Regions from separate parts of the Homo sapiens genome. Here region 1 is linked to region 2. The links are chromatin contacts, found by Hi-C or POLR2A ChIA-PET in ENCODE. All regions are on one chromosome and are shown on one strand. Each heading gives the region's core, a stretch centred on a gene start or an enhancer-like site at or near the end of the contact. The rest is flanking DNA. Distances are from core to core; before and after follow the strand shown.

Evidence for each region. Hi-C counts contacts between places; a loop is a spot of excess contacts on that map. ChIA-PET counts read pairs that join two places held with the same protein, here RNA polymerase II (POLR2A). Pooled maps may share reads with other maps.
Region 1: a loop to region 2 is called in a map of CD8-positive, alpha-beta T cell, with 8 times the contacts of the local background. The contact joins the promoter of SNX8 here to the promoter of CHLSN in region 2. A Hi-C loop is called at or near these places in 1 of 168 maps with a recorded cell type or tissue (CD8-positive, alpha-beta T cell) and 6 of 50 pooled maps. POLR2A ChIA-PET finds 5 or more read pairs at or near these places in 1 of 52 experiments (activated naive CD4-positive, alpha-beta T cell).

Annotation. Positions count from the first base shown.
Region 1 is chr7:2,311,979-2,316,917 of GRCh38, reverse strand. SNX8 (sorting nexin 8) reads left to right here and starts at 2,477. Exons shown (of 11, transcript NM_013321.4): 1 at 2,477-2,590. The coding sequence starts at 2,497. RefSeq lists enhancers at 1,372-1,872, 1,873-2,373, 4,118-4,247, 4,288-4,367, 4,568-4,737 and 1 more and silencers at 2,192-2,461, 2,562-2,801.
Region 2 is chr7:1,134,577-1,140,053 of GRCh38, reverse strand. It overlaps CHLSN (cholesin), which reads left to right and starts at 1,807. Exons shown (of 5, transcript NM_001318252.2): 1 at 1,807-2,739. RefSeq lists silencers at 1,398-1,537, 1,738-2,187, 2,198-2,247 and an enhancer at 1,578-1,677.

The DNA of each region.
Region 1 (4,939 bases), core at 1,228-3,727, 1.2 Mb before region 2:
CAGGAAACATCTTTGTATTCTCAGCACCCAGCACAGGGCTTCCTGACCTCCTGGTGGCAGCCAGCAAACCTGAGTGGGCCAGTGGGTGGGTGGATAGATGCAGGATGCAGTGAGTGAGTGAGTGAGTGGGTGGGTGGATGAATGCAGGATGCAGTGAGTGAGTGGGTGGGTGAATGAATGAATGCAGGATGCAGTGAGTGAGTGAGTGGTTGCATGAATGAATGCATGATGCAGTGACTCAGTGAGTGGGTGAATGAATGAATGCAGGATGCAGTGAGTGAGTGGTTGTGTGAATGAATGCAGGATGCAGTGCGTGAGTGAGTGGGTGAATGAATGAATGAATGCAGGATGCAGTGAGTGAGTGGTTGTGTGAATGAATGCAGGATGCAGTGCGTGAGTGAGTGAGTGGGTGAATGAATGAATGCAGGATGCAGTGAGTGAGTGAGTGGGTGAATGAATGCAGGATGCAGTGAGTAAGTGGGTGAATGAATGCAGGATGCAGTGAGTGAGTGGTTGCGTGAATGAATGCAGGATGCAGTGCATGAGTGAGTGAGTGAGTGAATGAATGAATGCAGGATGCAGTGAGTGGGTGGGTGAATGAATGCAGGATGCAGTGAGTGAGTGAGTGAGTGGTTGTGTGAATGAATTCAGGATGCAGAGTGAGTGAGTGGGTGAATGAATGAATGCAGGATGCAGTGAGTGAGTGGGTGGGTGAGTGAATGCAGGATGCAGTGAGTGAGTGGGTGAATGAATGCAGGGTGCAGTGAGTGAGTGGTTGCGTGAATGAAAGCAGGATGCAGTGAGTGAGTGAGTGGGTGAATGAATGCAGGATGAAGTGCATGAGTGAGTGGGTGGGTAGATGAATGAATGCAGGATGCAGTGAGTGGGTGAGTGAGTGGGTGAATGAATGCAGGATGCAGTGAGTGTGGGTGAATGAATGTATGAAGAAGCAGTGAGTGAGTGAGTGGATGAATGAATGCAGGATGCAGTGAGTGAGTGAGTGGGTGGATGAATGAATGCAGGATGCAGTTAGTGAGTGAGTGAATGAATGCAGGATGCAGTTAGTGAGTGAGTGAATGAATGCAGGATGCAGTAAGTGAGTGAGTGGGTGAATGAATGAATGCAGGATGCAGTGAGTGAATGAATGAATGTAGGATGCAGTAAGTGAGTGAGTGGGTGAATGAATGAATGCAGGATGCAGTGAGTGAGTGACTGAATGAATGCAGAATGCAGTGAGTGGGTTGGTGAATGAATGAATGCAGGATGCAGTGCGTGAGTGGGTGAATGAATGTACGAAGAAGCAGTAAGTGAGTGAGTGAGTGAATGGATGAATGAATGCAGGATGCAGTGCATGAGTGAGTGGGTGGATGAATGAATGCAGGATGCAGTGAGTGAGTGGGTGAATGAACGTATGAAGAAGCAGTAAGTGAGTGAGTGAGTGAATGGATGAATGAATGCAGGATGCAGTGCATGAGTGAGTGGGTGGATGAATGAATGCAGGATGCAGTGAGTGAGTGGGTGAGTGGGTGAATGAATGCAGGATGCAATAAGTGAGTGAATGAGTGAATGCAGGATGCAGAGAGTGAGTGGGTGAGTGGGTGAATGAATGAATGCAGGATGCAGTGAGTGAGTGGGTGAGTGGGTGAATGAATGCAGGATGCAGTGCGTGAGTGGGTGAATGAATGAATGCAGGATGCAGTGAGTGAGTGGGTGAATGAATGAATGCAGGATGCAGTGAGTGAGTGGCTGGATGAATGAATGCAGGATGCAGTGAGTGAGTGGCTGGATGAATGCAGGATGCGGTGAGTGTGTGAGTGGATGAATGAATGTAGGATGCAGTGAGTGAGTGGGTGAATGAATGAATGCAGGATGCAGTGAGTGAGTGGGTGAATGAATGAATGCAGGATGCAGTGAGTGAGTGGGTGAATGATTGCAGGATGCAGTGAGTGAGTGAGTGGCTGGATGAATGCAGGATGCGGTGAGTGAGTGTGTGAGTGGATGAATGAATGTAGGATGCAGTGAGTGAGTGGGTGAATGAATGAATGCAGGATGCAGTGCGTGGGTGAGCGAATGAGTGGGTGAGTGGATGAATGAGGAAGTGCGAGTCAGAAAACCCCAGTGTAACCGGTGAATGAGCGAACAAGGGCGTGACTGGGCGAGGAGAGATGGGAGTGAATGAGGGTGCGGTGGGTGCAGGCTTGCGCCTGAGGTAGTGCACCTGCGAGTCCGGAGGTCCAACCTGAGGGGAGGTAACCTGCGCCACCAGCAGGCTCCGTGTCCACGTGGACGGGGAGGGGCATGTGGGCGTGGCTAGGCGGGTTGTAGGCGTGGCGAGGCCGGGCGAGGAGCGCGGCGGGCCCGCAGGGGCGGACTGTGGGCGTGGCGCGCGGGGGAGGGGGCGTGACCAGGCGGGGTGTGGGCGGGGCGAGGGCGCGGCGCGGCAGGGCTGCGCGGCCGGGTGGCGCGGGAGGAAGTCACGTGGGAGCGCGGGCTCACATGACTGGCCGCGCGATGGACCCGCTGCCCGCGGCTGCAGTCGGGGCGGCAGCTGAGGCGGAGGCTGACGAGGAGGCGGATCCCCCGGCGTCAGGTAGGGCGTGGGGCGGCGGTAGCCCCCACCTGCCCAGGGCGCGCGGCCCGACCACCCCCGGCGGACGGGGCTCAGCCGCCGCGCTTGGTCCCCGACTCGTTTCCTGCCCCCGCGCCCCGCGTTCGGCCCCACGCCCCAGTCCCTCGGAGGTCCCCCTGCCCTCCTGCGCGCCTGTCCTTTGGGGGTCCCCGTGCTCTCTCGCGCCTCCGTCCCTCGGGGTCCCCTGCCCTCCTGCGCCGGGAGAGCCCTGTCCAGGTTACAGCTGGCCGCGTTCCGAGGCGCTTTCCCGGGGCTCTCAGAGGCGTCCTCGGGGACAGTTTCCTCCTCGCCCCGTTCCTGGTGCCCTGCTCTTCTGCCCTGCCTGGTCACGCTGAGCGATGGCACTGGGGGCCACTTCCCCGGACTTGGGCGCCTTTCCTAGCCACATCCTCTCTCCCAAGCTCCTGTCGGTTGTGTGGTCTTGGGCCAGTAATTTCACCTCTCGGGACCTCTGTTTTCTCATCTGTGAACCGAATCTATAGATGTGTAGCTGCTTTTCTCTCTCTTTCAAGTGATCCTCCGCCTTAGCCTCCCAAAGTGCTGGGACTACGGGCGCGTGCAGTTACGCCCGGTAATTTTTTTTATTTTTGTAGAGATGGGATCTTGCTATGTTGTCCAGGCTGGTCTGGAGCTTCTGGCCTCAAGCGGTCCTCCTGCCTTGGCCTCCCAAAGTGCTGGGAGTACGGGCATGAGCCATCGTGCCTGGCCTGTATTTCTGTCTTTTTCTTTTTTCTTTTTCTTTTCTTTTCTTTTTTTTTTTTTTTTGAGACAGATTCTCACTGTCACTCAGGCTGGAGTGCAATGGTGCGATCTCGGCTCATTGCAACCTCCGCCTCCCGGGTTCAAGCGATTCTCCTGCCTCAGCCTCCTGAGTAGCTGGGATTACAGGCATCCACCATGACACTCGGCTAAATTTTGTATTTTTAGTAGAGACGGAGTTTCACCATGTTGGCCAGGCTGGTCTCGAACTCCTGACCTCAGGTGATCCAACCACCTCAGCTTCCCAGAGTGCTGGGATTACAGGCGTGAGCCACCGCGCCTGGCCTCTTGTATTTCTCTTTAAGGGATTTGGGTTAATGAGGCTAAACATGGCTGGGCACGGTGGCTCACGCTTGTAATCTCAGCACTTTGGGAGGCCGAGGCGGGCGGATCACGAGGTCAGGAGATCAAGACCATCCTGGCTAACACGGTGAAACCCTGTCTCTACTAAAAATACAAAAAAAATTAGCCAGGCGCGGTGGCGGGCGCCTGTAGTCCCAGCTACTCGGGAGGCTGAGGCAGGAGAATGGCGTGAACCCGGGAGGCAGAGCTTGTAGTGAGCCGAGATAGCGCCACTGCACTCCAGCCTGGGCGACAGAGCGAGACTCCGCCTCAAAAAAAACAAAACAAAACAAAACAAACGAGGCTAAACATTAGAAGGAATACAGGAGGGTGCCCCTTATTTCTGGATGTTCCTTCCTGTGGTCCTAGCTGCCAGAGAAGAGATGTAGGTGGGTGTTGGTGTGAGTTACGGTTTCTTCTTGGTGGGGGGGGACAAGATTGGGGAATCCCCTTGTGGGGAGGTCTGGCAAGGTGTCGCTGAGGAGGTGATGACTGAAGTGAGCTCTGGAGGGTTGGTAGACAGTTTCTTCGTCGGCGAGAAACGGCAGCGGGGAGCAGGGGAGGGATTGTTGCATTTGGTGGGCATCCTCGATGTGAAGACTGTGTCTAGAAAGAAGGGCCTTTCAGAATGGGTCTTCAGTTATTTTTTCCTTTCCCTTGTATCAGTGTAAGGGGAGGCACGTGATAGTTCTCGCTGATTAGAACATTGTGTCCATGAAGTCACATGTTGGAGGCCAGCGTGAGTCTCAGGCGGGACCCTTTCCGAGGGGTCACTTGGGAACAGGTAGGCTGTGATTGGATCGGAATGCTGCTGCTATCTCAGCTTGTAAAGCAATTTGGCATTGCTGGAGGGGTCCTCTGCAGGTGTAGGGGACTGTGTTTCCTTCAGGCTTCACAGAAGTAGACTCCAGAGGCTACCATAATGGTGTAATTTAGAGATAGTCTGAGCGCTGTACACCTGAGGGAGCTGTGTCTCTGGGAGACCGCCCTCCCTTTGGTGTGGCCTGGAATTCCTGTAGGTAGTTGGCTTTTTCTGGGGGCAGTGGTGATTTCATCAGGAGTGCTGATGGGATCCACAGATGGGGGTTGCTGGGACAAGGCAGTGCTTCACAGTGCCCTTTCCTGTAACCAGGCAAGTCTGAAAGTGGGGCTCACAGACTCTTGGGACGTAGACTGTCCTTCTGTTTGAAACTTGGTCGTCATCCTGGC
Region 2 (5,477 bases), core at 558-3,057:
TCTCAGCTCATTGCAACCTCTGCCTCCCGGGTTCAATAGGTTCTGATGCCTCAGCCTCCTGAGTAGCTGGGATTATAGGTACATGCCACCATGCCTGGCTAATTTTTGTATTTTTAGTAGAGATGGAGTTTTGCCACGTTGGCCAGGCTGGTGTTGAACTCCTGACTTCAAGTGATCCATCCACCTCAGCCTCCCAAAGTGCTGGGATTACAGGTGTGAGCCACCGCACCCGGCCGACTTCTAATGAACAGAATATGGCAAAAGCCTAGGGAAGTCACTTCTGAGATTAGGGTGCAAGGAGACTGTGATGTGCGTCTTGTGTGTGCCTCCTCTTGTGTGTGCTTGCACCGTCTAAGGCAAGCCAGCTGCAGTGTTGTGAGCTTCCTTGTGGTAAGGCCCATGTACCAAGGAACTGAGGGTGGCCTTTGGGCAGCAGCCAGCAAGGCTGAGGCCCTTCTCTAATGACCTTGGAGGACTGAGTCCTTACAATATCCGTGTGTGTGAGCTTGGGAGTGGATCATTCCAGATAAGCTTTCCGATGAAACCACAACCCTGGGGGGACACCTTGACCACAACTTGGTGAACCCTTGAGGCAAAGGCACAGAGCTTAGCCACGCCCACTTTCCTGACCGCGGATACCATGAAAAAATAAATGTTCTTTTAGGCTGCTAAATGTTGGGTTAATTTGTTATGCAGAAAAAGGAACCAAATACAATCTTCTACCAGTAAGGAAGAGTGCACCTTCTTTGCTTGTCACCTTTGGATTCCTGAGGCAACGTACATCATACTTGATACGGCTGCCAAGCACTTAACTTACTGGGTGACTTGAAAGCATGCTTTTTTTTCTTTTTTTTTTTTAGACGGGGTCTGGCTCTGTTGCCCAGGCTGGAGTGCAGTGCCTTGATCATAGCTCACTGCAGCCTCCATCTCCCAGGCTCCAGCGATCCTCCCACCTCAGCGTCCAGAGTATCAGGAACTACAGGCACGTGCCACCATACCCGGCTAATTTTTATTTTTTTAATTTATTTTTTATTTTTTAAAACAGAGTCTCATTCTGTCGCCCAGGCTGGAGTGCAGTGGCACGATCTCGGCTCACTGCAACCTCCACCTCCCGGGCTTAAACGATTTTCCTGCCTCAGCCTCCCGAGTAGCTGGGATTACAGGCACCTGCCACCACGCCTGGCTAATTTTTGTATTTTTAGCAGAGACGGGGTTACGGGGTTTCGTCATGTTGGCCAGGCGGGTCTCGAACTCCTGAGCTCAAGCGATCCGCCCGCCTGGGCCTCCCAAAATGCTGGGATCACAGGCGTGAGTCACCGCTCCCGGACACAAGCATTATTATAACACTACCCACCCTGTGTATTTTTTAGCACCTATCCTGATTTTTTAAATTCAGCACGAAGTTTAAGTCCTAGCCCTGTTGATCCCAATAGCCGTAGCTCATCCATTTCGACTCCGAGCCGAGCTCCATACCCTGGACCCTCGGCGGAGGCCCCACCCCGGGACGCCAGCCCGGCCGGGGCAGCTTGCACCCCAGACCCCCAAGCCCTGCGGGGCCCAAACCTAGTCATCTGCACTTGTTCTGGGCAGGGCGGGTTGCCTTGGCAACCAGCTCCTCTCCAAGCAACTCTAGGCCTCTAGAGATGGCGTCAGTAGCCCGCGCCCGGTCCTGGAACCGCCCCCCGTGCTGCCGCCGCTTGCCATTAGCCGGCGGAGAGACGGACGCAGACCTCGTCCAATGGGAGGCTCCGCACTCCTGAAGGCGGGACTAACGCTTACCTGGGGCGCGGGTCCCTGCCGGAAGGCGGCGTCCGCGACGCAGCTGTTCACGCTTAGGTGGGCGACGTGGGCGCAGGTGGGCGCAGGTAGGCGCGTGGGGCGGCGGCGGGGTGGCCGGCGGGTCAGGGCGCCAGGAGACCCAGAGCCCCGGGGCGGGCTCCCGCGGGGCTCCGCCCCCTCCACGTGGGTGCGCGGAGGCCCGGCGCGGCGCGACCGGGCGGCGGCCCTGGGGTCCGCGGTGCTGGGGAGGCTGGTGCGGCCGGTGCGGCCGGTGCGTCCCGGCGCGGGCTCCGACACCCGCACCCGCCTCTGGGTTAACTCAGCGCGGGCGAGTGGAAGGGACTCAGCTGGCTCCTAGGTTTCAGGCCGTCAGGGCTTGCAGTGGCTCTGGTTTCATTGTCTTTCTCTGAAGACGCCCTGATTGCCCTCCGAGGCTTTCAGCTCCCACTTTCTCTTTTTCAATTTTTGAGGCAGTGTCTCGCTGTGCCACCCAGGCTGGAGTGCAATGGCGTGATCATAGCTCACTGCAGCCTCCACCTCCTGGGCTCAAGCCGTCCTCCCGCCTCATCCTCCCAAGTAGCTGGGACCACATGCGCGCGCCACCACACCCGGATAATTTTTAAAAATGTTTTTTGTAGAAATGGGGTCTCACCATGTTACCCAGGCTGGTCTCGAATTCTTGGGCTCAAGCGATGGATCCTCCTGCCTCGGCCTCCCAAAGTGCTGGGATTACAGGAGTGAGCCAACGCGCTTGGCCTCACTTTCCATCATAAGCATGCTTTCCGTTTCCTTCCTTCCGTCATTCATTCATTCATTTTTAAAAAACGTTCATTGGGTTCCTCCTGCACTGTTCGGGGCATTGGGCTACAGCTGTCAACAAGTGGAGACAAGTCTGTGATCTAGTGAACTTCCATTCTGGAGGGGAGAGACAGATGAACAAGGTGCACAGAGCAGGTGATGGTAAGTGCCATGGAGAAGATGAGAACAGGGGTTTTGAGAATGGAAAGGAAGCAGGAGGAGGAGTGAGGCACCAGAACATTCCAGGTCGAGGAAACAGCAGGTGCAGGGGAAACAGCAGGGAGCCCAGTGTGGCTGCAGCCAATTTGGGAACAGAGAGAGAAAGAGGAGGTGAGTTCCCAGAGATGCGAGGAGGGGCCAGGGCAGTCGTGTGGACCTTACCAAGTGGCAAGGACCTTGACTTTCCCTCCAAGTGGAAGGGGACAGCTTGGGAAGTTTTTTGAGTGGAGGTGACACACCATCTGATTTAGGAGTTTAAAAGCCATCGTGAGAGGTGGTGGCTTGGACTGGGTACCTATGGGATCTTAAGGGAGTCACATTCTGGGTGTATTTCAGTGGTAAACCAACAGGAGTTTGTGGTGGGTTGGACGAGTATGTGAGAAAGAGAGGATTTATGGATGGACCAAGGTTTTAAGCTTGAGCTACTATGTGAACCTCATCAGATGGATGTTTATGGAGAGGATGAACACTAGGAAGCTCAGGTTTGTGGAGGGTGATCAGGGGTATTGATTACGAATTCTTAAGCTTGAGATGATATATGTGTAGATGATATATATAAGTACATATATATGGTTATATATATAGTTATATATATACACAGTTTATACACACATCCGCATATATATATTTATTTTTATATATTTATATATATTTATATATGTTTATATATGTTTATATATGTTTATGTTTATATGTTTATATATGTTTATATATGTTCATATATATGTTTATATATATTTATATATGTTTATATATATTTATATGTTTATATATGTTTATATATTTATATATGTTTATATATGTTTATATATATTTATATATATGTTTATATATATTTATATATATGTTTATATATATTTATATATATGTTTATATATTTATATATATTTATATATATGTTTATATATATTTATATGTTTATATATTTATATATTTATGTTTATATATATTTATATATGTTTATATATATTTATATATATTTTATATATTTATATATGTTTATATATATTTATATATATTTTATATATTTATATATGTTTATATATATTTATATATTTGTGTATATATTTATAATTATGTATATTTATACATATTTATGTATATATATTTATATATTTATGTATATATTTATATATATTTATGTATATATATTTATATACACATTTATATAAATTTATATATACTTATATTTATATATATTTATATATACTTATATATTTATACATATATTTATATATACATATATATTTTATATATATATTTATATATGCTTATATATTTATATATACTTATATATATTTATATATATTTATATATACTTATATATTTATATATACTTATATATATTTTTATATATACTTATATATTTATATATTCATATATATTTTTATATATTTATATAAATACATATTTATGTAAATATATTTATATATTTATTTTATATAAATAAATAAATAAATTGTGTATATATATATATATATATATTTCTTTTTGAGGTGGAGTCTCACTCTGTTGTCCAGGCTGGAGTGCAGTGGCGCGATCTCGGCTCACTGCAACCTCCACCTCGTATTCAAACGATTCTCCTGCCTCAGCCTCCCGAGTAGCTGGGTTTACAGGCAGGTGCCAGCACACCCAGCTAATTTTTGTGTTTTCAGTAAAGATGGGGTTTCACCATGTTAGCCAGGCTGGTCTCAAACTCCTGACCTCAAGTGATCTCCCCGCCTCGGCCTCCCAAAGTGCTGGGATTACAGGCGTGAGCCACCGTGCCCGGCCATACACATACATATATATACACACATGTAGATATATGTGTATAAACAGTGTAAACAGAGGTCAGGAGTTCAAGTATATATATGTGTATATATGTCTAGGTACACATATATGACCATGTATATATATATAACTATATGTATATACATACAACTATAGCTATATATATACACAGTTGAGTTGGCGTGTAGTTGAAGGAGAGGGTTAATAAGAGACTGTAAAGAGAGGAAACAAAGTCATCAGCGTCTAGTTGGTATTTGAAGCCACATGACTGAATGGGATCACGAGGGAGTGAGGAGGCTGAGCACTAAGCCTGGGTCCTTCAGTGTTCAAGGACACGGCGATTAAGAGGTGGGAGCAAAAGCAGAAGTTCTGCTGTCTGTGCTGGATGCCAAGTGAAAAATGCCTGTCAAGAGAGAAGGAAGGATCAACAGTCCAACGCTGTTAGGTCAAATAAGTTGCATACTGAGAGTTGGCAATGGGATTTAGCCACGTGGGTGTCATTGTGGTAGGGTGTTTGGGGCAAAAGCCTGATGGGATGGGGGAAGGAAAGGAGTCAGAGACAGGGCAGGTAGATGACTCTTTATGTATTTATTTATTTATTTATTTTTGAGAAGGAGTCTCACTCTGTAGCCCAGGCTGGAGTGCAGTGGTGCGATCTCGGCTCACTGCAAGCTCCGCCTCCCAGGTTCACATCATTCTCCTGCCTCAGCCTCCCGAGTAGCTGAGTAGCTGGGACTACAGGCACCCGCCACTATGCCCAGCTAATTTTTTGTATTTTTTAGTAGAGACGGGGTTTCACCATGTTAGCCAGGATGGTCTCGATCTCCTGACCTTGTGATCTGCCTGTCTCGGCCTCCCAAAGTGCTGGGATTATAGGCGTGAGCCACCGCACCCGGCCTATTTATTTA